Linked DNA regions of Mus musculus: region 1 is linked to region 2. A link is a loop called in an ENCODE intact Hi-C map of the cell type or tissue named here. Cell type or tissue: left cerebral cortex. All regions are shown on one strand. Links, peaks and the distances in the headings refer to the core of each region. The heading gives the core; the rest is flanking DNA.

Region 1 (4,398 bases), core at 158-4,157, 95 kb after region 2:
GAGTAGTACTCCATTGTGTAGACGTACCACATTTTCTGTATCCATTCCTCTGTTGAGGGGCATCTGGGTTCTTTCCAGCTTCTGGCTATTATAAATAAGGCTGCTATGAACATAGTGGAGCATGTGTCCTTCTTACCAGTTGGGGCATCTTCTGGATATATGCCCAGGAGAGGTATTGCGGGATCCTCCGGTAGTACTATGTCCAATTTTCAGAGGAACCACCAAACTGATTTCCAGAGTGGTTGTACAAGCCTGCAATCCCACCAACAATGGAGGAGTGTTCCTCTTTCTCCACATCCACGCCAGCATCTGCTGTCACCTGAATTTTTGATCTTAGCCATTCTGACTGGAGTGAAGTGGAATCTCAATGTTGTTTTGATTTGCATTTCCCTGATGATTAAGGATGTTGAACATTTTTTCAGGTGCTTCTCTGCCATCCGGTATTCCTCGGTTGAGAATTGTTTGTTCAGCTCTGAGCCCCATTTTTTAATGGGGTTATTTGATTTTCTGGAGTCCCCCTTCTTGAGTTCTTTATATATATTGGATAGTAGTCCCCTATCCGATTTGGGATAGGTAAAGATGCTTTCCCAATCTGTTAGTGGCCTTTTTGTCTTATTGACGGTGTCTTTTGCTTTGCAGAAGCTTTGCAATTTTATGAGGTCCCATTTATCGATTCTTGATCTTACAGCACAAGCCATTGCTCTTCTATTCAGGAATTTTTCCCCTGTACCCATATCTTCGAGGCTTTTCCCTACTTTCTCCTCTATAAGTTTCAGTGTCTCTGGTTTTATGTGGAGTTCCTTAATCCACTTAGATTTGACCTTAGTACAAGGAGATAGAAATGGATCAATTCGCATTCTTCTACATGATAACCGCCAGTTGTGCCAGCACCATTTGTTGAAAATGCTGTCTGTTTTCCAATGGATGGTTTTAGCTCCCTTGTCGAAGATCAAGTGACCATAGGTGTGTGGATTCATCTCTGGGTCTTCAATTCTGTTCCATTGGTCTACTTGTCTGTCACTATACCAGTACCATGCAGTTTTGATCACAATTGCTCTGTAGTACAGTTTTAGGTCCGGCATGGTGATTCCACCAGAGGTTCTTTTATCCTTGAGAAGAGTTTTTGCTATCCTCGGTTTTTTGTTATTCCAGATGAATCTGCCGATTGCCCTTTCGAATTCGTTGAAGAATTGAGTTGGAATGGAAGCTGCACAGGGAAATCTGAGACCCACAGTCAGCAGCTGCTTCTCTGAGACTGGATTTCTCAGAAAGGGGAGTGCAAGTGTGAACTGAGTGAGTGCCCATGCAGCCTACAGAGAGGGCCCTGGAAACCCCTCCAGGGTCTAGAATCCCTCACAATCCAAACAAGCTCAAATTGCTGTGAACCTATAATAGGTAGGTAGGTAGATAGATAGATAGATAGATAGATAGATAGATAGATAGATAGGTAGGTAGATAGGTAGATAAGTAGGTAGGTAGATAGATAGAGATAGATAGATAGATAGATAGATAGATAGATAGATAGATAGATAGATAGATAGATAGATAGATAGATAGATAACTTTACTCTGTTGTGGATTGTCCTGGTGCTGTTTGTATTTTGATGCTAATTCTGCATCCCCAAGAGAGGCTGCCTCAAAAGAGAAGTAAATCTCACACTCAGTGACTTCATGTGAAACTTCTCCCCATTTTAACTCGTAAGATAATGGCTAAAGCCAGTGATTGGGTAGTGGAAGGGAAAGGTGAAGCAAAAAGTTTTAGAGAGAGAGAGGGAGAGAAAGGAGGAGAGGGAGACAAAGAGAGGAAAACTAAAGAAGAGAAGATGGAAGGGAAATGGAGCAGAAGCACGTGGTCTGGGAAACATCAAGTTATAAGGGATCTCATAGCTGGGGAATAGTGCAGTGGTAAATCTGCCCAATCTAGGTGCCCAGCTTATATTCATATTAATTGAGTTGTGTTTTCATTGCATGGGTTTATTGGACTTAGAGCTTTACTGCAACAAATTGGTGCCCATCCTGTATTGATTAGAACTCAACTAATGTGAGATAAAAGTTCACTGCCCCCCACTCCACCCCTGAATACACAGCTGGAGCATCGATCTAGGATGCAGCTCTGTGTGGATTGAAAGGTGACTGGGTCTGTCTCAGGGGCCTACAGAGAACTGCAGAGAGGCTCTTTCCCTTAACCCCCAGGCCGAGAGCTAGGGCCAGGGGCAGCACCACAGGCTGGAGCTAGACTTAGGCACTGCCCTGTAAGAATCACAGGGAGGGACAGGAGACCCTTGAGCTTAACTGCCTGGGAGGTAATTTTGGGAACTGATTGAGGCATCTATGCTCGGGACAGACTTTCTGTGTTCAATTACACTACCCACCCACCTACCTGAGTCTACACAGGAAACGGACAGCCAGACTGGATCTCCCTACTGCTTGTTTGAGCTGCAGGCTTCCTGAGATCCACACACAAGCACACATTGCCAGCTGCAACCCAAACAGAAGCACAGAAGCCTCAGTCTTTCTACAGTCAGCCCCTCCCGGTGAATAAAGAATTAGACAGAACTGCACTGTTCCAAATTGAACAGCAGAGGGAGACACTGGTACAAAGTGCTAAAGATCAGGTAATATATTGATAATAAAGAGAGAAATATAACTTTTTTGATACTTAAAGATGAGAAACACAATAAATAACTTTTATGGGATGATATTTTGAATGATTTAACATGGACCAATTTAAAGGAAATAGCTAACTTGTCATTTACTGGTATTTCAATATATATTCTCTTGATTTACTATGTCTTCTCAAAAGACAGAGCCCTAGATAAGAAATTGTTTGCCTTGGAAAAGAGATTACAGGTAACACTAGAACTAAAGGTTCAGGATTTTATAGGTCAAAGTAAGCAAAGTCTAGAGGATAATTTACTAAACCTAGCAAATCAAACTAAGGCAGATGCTGCAATATCAGAATGACAACATAAAGAGGAGTAACATTATGGAATCAGGGCCTAGAACAGAAAATACAGGAAATTATAGAGAAGCATGAACAACAGAAAAAGAAATTTAAGACTTGGCAACATGGCCTAGAGGAAACACTAGAGTTGAAGACATAGGAAATTATGGATCAGAATAAGAGACAGAAAGATGAAGATGAAGATGGGAGACAGGAGCTGGAAGAGATGCTAGAACAAAAGATACAACAGCTCAAAGATCAGACTGAGAAGCAAAGGGAAGATAATGAGGTTTGGAGGCAAGACTTGGAGATCAACCTTTTAAAATTAATCAATCAAAATAAAATGGACAGCAGAGTATCAGAATTGCAATATAAAGACAAAATAAAACTATGGAGGCAGAACCTTGAACAGAGAATACAGGAGCTCAAGGAACAGGAGTAGACAAAAGGAGAGCTATGGAGCATGGGCATAGACCTTGAGGGAGGAATTTAAATTTTCAATTAAGGAAAATACTCAGGTAGAAACAGAAGATAAAATTAGAGAAAGCCAACCAAAGGCTGTTAGAAAGCAAGCTTTAGTCTATCCAGTTAATGTACAACAATGACCTCCAGACGATGATCAGCCACAGGGTTATCAGGAATTTGAATGGCAACTTGTGGGTCTGTTAGATCTGAGGACATTTAAGGAAAGTGTCATTAATTTTGGAATGCATTTTCCATCTGTAAAACAAATCCTGACTTCTTGGACTATTAAAAATAGACTAATCCCCCAAGACTGGAAAGATATGGCAAGGACAATACTACAACCTGCCACACATTTTCAATGGTTCTCATGGTGGAGAGAAGAAGTGATGAAGATAGCATGACAAAATAGAGAGATTTCCACAGACCAGCTACTCGGTGAAGGTTGCTTTGCTGAGGTAGAGGTGCAGGCTGTATATGATGAAGAAACCCTGGCATTGTGTGTGTTGTCAGCCTTAAAGGCCTGGGACAAAGTCAAAGAATCTGGGAAAAGACTTGATTCATTTACTCAAGTCATGCAAGGTCCAAAAGAAACCTTCCCTGACTTTTTATAAGGACTAGCCTCAGCTGTGGAAAGGAATGTATCAGATTCAGCAGCAAGAAAGGCAATAACCGTGTCTATAGTCTCTGAGGATGCAAATGCTGAATGCAAGGAAGTAATCAGACCACTGAGGGCAAGGTCAGCATCAATAGATGAGTGGGCTAGACATACAGCTGATACTGGATCTTTCTCTCCTGATATTACTGTAATAGGAGAAGCTGCCACTAGACACCTAAAGATGACCCAAGGTTTCAAATGTGTTACTTGTGGTGAGCAGGGTCATCTCAGAAATAACTGCAGGAAAAACCAAAGTAATCCCAAAAGGGGGCCATGCCTTCTGGAATGTGTCAAACATATGGTAAAGGCCAATGTCTGACTAGGGAATGTAGAGA
Region 2 (4,398 bases), core at 326-4,325:
TGCCTGTGATCATACTTCTGTCCCCACACCACCACCCCCCCCAGCCACCACCACCACCTCTGCCTCCCAGCGGCCCAGCCCTCATCCTACCCTCTGTATTAGTCAGGGTTTTACTGCCTTGAACTGACACCTTGACCAATCCAAGTCTTATGAAAACAACATTTAATTGGGACCGGCTTACAGGTTCAGAGGTTCAGTCCTCTATCATTAATGTGGGAGCATGGCAGCATCCAGGCAGGCATGGTGTAGGAGGAGCTGAGAGTTCTATGTCTTCATCCAAAGGCTGCTAGTGGAAGATTCACTCATAGTCAACTAGGGTGAGGATCTTAAGCCCACACCCACAGAGGCACACCTACTCCAACTTGGTCACACCTCCAAATGTTGCCACTCCCTGGCCAAAGAATATACAAACCATCACATTCCACTCCCTGGCCCCCATAGACTTGTTCAAGCACATGAGTCTATGGGGGATATACTTAAACATAGCATAATGAAAAATGCATTTAGTCAAACTTTTAAAGTCTTCATAGTCTATAGCAGTCTCAACAATGTTAAAAATCCAAAGTTTAAGGTCTCTTCTGAGATTACTGTAATCCCCAAAGCAAGGCAGGAAACCAACTGGGCAAATTCCAAACTCTGTATCCCCATGGCCGATGCCAAAGTGGTCTCCATTTATTTTCATCTTTGTTGACTGCAACAAACTGCTTTCTCCTGGGCTAGTTCCACTTCCTGTTAGCAGCTTTCCTCAGCATGTATGCCATGGCTCTGGCATCTTTAATGTCTTTGAGTCTCCAAGACAATTTCAGTGTTACAACTTCTTGTTTCAGTGTCTGGGATTCCACTTGATCTTTTGGACACTTCCAAAGGCTGGCATCACTTCTCCATCTCTGGACTCTGTAGAACTCCATGCTCTGTAGAATTCCACTATGGCTGCTGTTCTTGTGATCATCCCATGGTACTGACATCTCCAATACACTGATGTATTCCACTCAAACTAGGCTTCACCAATAGCCTCTCATACCTGCTCTTCATGGTGCCAAACTGCAAATCCTTTGCATGACCCCTTCAGTCCTGGGACATCAACTACAGCTGAGGCTATACCTTCTCCAATGGACTTCCATGGCCCCTCACAGTGCGAAGCTCAGCTGTTCTTCATGACAACTTCATGCGTTCAAAACCAGTACCACCTGGGTGATTTTTACACATTACCAAGTCCAGCTGCAGCAGGAGGTACAACCTTGGCTATCTCTGGAACACAGTTTGTTTGTGCTCCCAGAAAACACTTCCCAGAAGATTTCACCTCAGTGATGCTGGTCTCTTCATAATCACTGCTAATTTCTTAGCTCCAGCTAACCAGCACCAATTGTTCCAGTAGTTCTTTCCATTCTTAACTCTAGAGCCAGAGTCCCATGGCTGAAGCTGCCGAGGAGTTCTGCTGTTGGCAGGAATTAGACCATGACCCCCTTCTACTATTACATTGTCACTGGCTTTCTGTTTTCCAAATACTTCTCTGCCTAAGCGTGGCTATCCTGGGTCTTGCACTGTAGATTGGCCTTGAATGTAGAGATCAGCATGCCTGTCTCCTGGGACTAAAGGTGTGTAACACCATGCCTGGATCTAAATTTAGCTGGGTAGGATCTTGCCCCAAGTTCCCACTCCCTTAATCCTTTACCTCTTAGAACACAGGATTTTGCTCCATTTCACTTCCTGGTACCCCTTTAATATTCAAACAATATATTTTATATTTTTCCTTTCTAAGCTTGCTATGCTTGTTCAAACATCTCCTGCCTGAATTTTGGGAGTACAAGCATACTCTGCTACCCCAGGTGGAATTAAGTTTCTTTCTTTACATAAAGATATCCAGGTTTCCCCACATCATCTGATGAATAGGCCATGTTTTAGTGAGGGTACATTCTTAATCTTTCTAAAAGCCAGTGGGACTTAACTGCATATATCTTTTTAACTGGAACTCAATTCAGATTCAATTATCTAAAAGTCTGATTAGTGATAGAAGTAGGCTATACTAGACTATAGTAGGTAATATGGCTGTGAATCTCTAACCTCATATGAGGTGTGTTTAAGCTTTCCAGAATATTTTGTGCTTCCTTAGTAATGTTAAGATGCATTTCTACTTTTGAAAGGAATGAAAACCCATTTTGAAAGGAATGAAAACTCCAGCCTGCAGATAGATATTCATGGTATAGACCAACATCTAGCAAGAGTCAATAATTTCCACCCTCACACGGGCTATTTGCTGCCCAGGGTCACCCATCTAGACAAAGCTAACAAGGCCAGCATGAAACATCCCTACCCCTGTATCAAATGAACCACACAAGGACGAGCTAGTACGAGGAAATGCCATGAAGGAGTAGCTGATGGAGCTCTCTGGTCCTAGCACTTCCCATGGGCTGCATTAACTCCACAAAGAAGCATGGAGATGGGACCATTGCCGACACTTTCTATCCTAGGAGTGACATGAAAGAGTTAGATGCATATCTCTTAATTTTGATATTATTAATTGAATTTTTATGTTTCCAAATGAAGAACCACGGACTAATGTAACATAAAATGAAGTTTAGGAAAAGAATTTTCAGTACTAAAGCGATTAACAAAATTTAATTCTTGTATTACAATTATTTTCATTGATTTTAATTCCCATTGAACTATAATGAATACTGAGCACACTAACTCTGTTACCAAGACCTGTCCATTTCTCAAATCTCAACACAACCCTGAGTCATCTTTCTTCTACAAAATGTTGCCTACAATTCATAAACAGCTCTATATGTATTATTGAGGATCAACATATGGCAGAAAACATAAGATTTTTTTCCTGGGCCTATATAAATTTGGCCACAATATTATTGTCTGCAGTAACACACAATCCCCTGCAAACAATGTGACTTTACTCACCCTTTTAGCTGAAAATAGTTCCCATGTTATAGATACCACATATTTCTCATCCCCTCTTTCTTCTCTTGTTGGACATCAACATCTAGCCCTAACACAGATATTGCTGAGAGTGCTACAGTCTACACTGATGTGCAAATCACTAATTCATTCACTCACGGGATATGTAATAGTCATGGTTTTCTTATTTAAAGAAACTCCATATGAGGGCTGGAGAGATTGCTCAGTTGTTAAGAGCACTGACTGCTCTTCCAGGGGTCCTGAGTTCAATTCCCAGCCTCTATATGGTGGCTTACAATCATCTATAATGGGATCTGATTCCCTCTTCTGGTGTGTCTGAAGACAACTACAGTATACTCATATAAATAAAATAAATGAATCTTTAAAAAAAAACTCCACAGGAAGTGCAGTCAGGGAAGAGTACTTCACCACTTTATAAAAGTGGTACATGGGAGTCCCCTACTTTCAGTTAAAGCTCCACTTCTTATATTCTCTAGCATCTAGAAACATCACGTGCTATGAGGTTCTGAAGTGAGAAAAGGCTGGGATGCAAAGTCAAAGTTTCAGGACTCTCCATGGCTCCTTTGACTCTGGACTGTTATGTCCACTGCCATAGACCTAGCCATTACTGCACAGACCTGTTCAATTAATTCTTACAGTCTCCATTAATCCAAGGTATCTGCTGCTAAAATATGTCAGAGATATGTCCATTGTATTATGGAGTACAAATGCTAGGCTATAGTACTGTATGCCTTTGCTCCCATTCTCACCATCTTTGGCACTCTGGATTGCCTGACCATCCCTGAGTCTTGCAAGGACTGATTTGTGCATAGTTCATTCCTGGGTAATAGGCTGCCCTCTCACCACAACAACAGCCACTGAGTCTTAGCAGCCTGAACAATTGCAACTCTCTCCATCAGCAAAGAACACCACTGGAAGGACGTGTCCACCCAATAGGCAGACTGAAGCAGTTACAGCACCACTACCATCTGGACTAATATGGGCATAAACACAAGTGTTTAGAAGGGAATGGAGAGGCCCATTCCTTTTGTTCCAAGCAGCTTGTTCTATGACATCCATGTCTGAGGTATCCATTCCCCAACAGGACTGCCTTTTCTGGCCTCAGTGGGAGAGGATGCACTTAATTTGGCAGAGACAAGACAGGGTTTCTCTGTGTATCCCTGGCTGTCCTGGAACTCACTCTGTAAACCAGGCTAGCCTCAAAGTCTTTAATCTGCCTGCCTCTGCCTCCCAAGCACTGGGATTAAAGGCATGCACAACCACTGCCCAACGCATAGCTTAAACATAAACACCAGGATAATATAGAATAATATATTAAACATACAAAGATACCAAGAGCTAACCTAGATGAGTATACAGAGCAAAGATAACCTTTGTTGTTGAAGAAAGGAGAAGAACTTTCCTTGTAGACACAAACTACAGAAATCAATACTCTCTGCTTCAGTAATTAGGAAGATGACATGACAA

Evidence for each region. Hi-C counts contacts between places; a loop is a spot of excess contacts. Peaks named below come from ENCODE experiments on the same cell type or tissue, not always from the same donor. Only the 100,000 strongest peaks of a DNase experiment are listed, where the experiment ranks them.
Region 1: it touches region 2 in a loop (2.2-fold over the local background); 12 of 42 quality-filtered maps call a loop at or near these places.

Annotation. Positions count from the first base shown.
Region 1 is chr7:41,197,029-41,201,426 of GRCm38, forward strand. No RefSeq gene overlaps it. Among named protein-coding and RNA genes, the nearest start is that of Gm34811, 11 kb to the right of the region's middle. In left cerebral cortex, for the core only: a CTCF peak has its summit at 2,603 (motif pointing right); no DNase peak of the experiment used is centred there.
Region 2 is chr7:41,101,497-41,105,894 of GRCm38, forward strand. No RefSeq gene overlaps it. Among named protein-coding and RNA genes, the nearest start is that of Gm9239, 14 kb to the left of the region's middle. In left cerebral cortex, for the core only: no CTCF peak of the experiment used is centred there; a DNase peak (open chromatin) is centred at 2,345.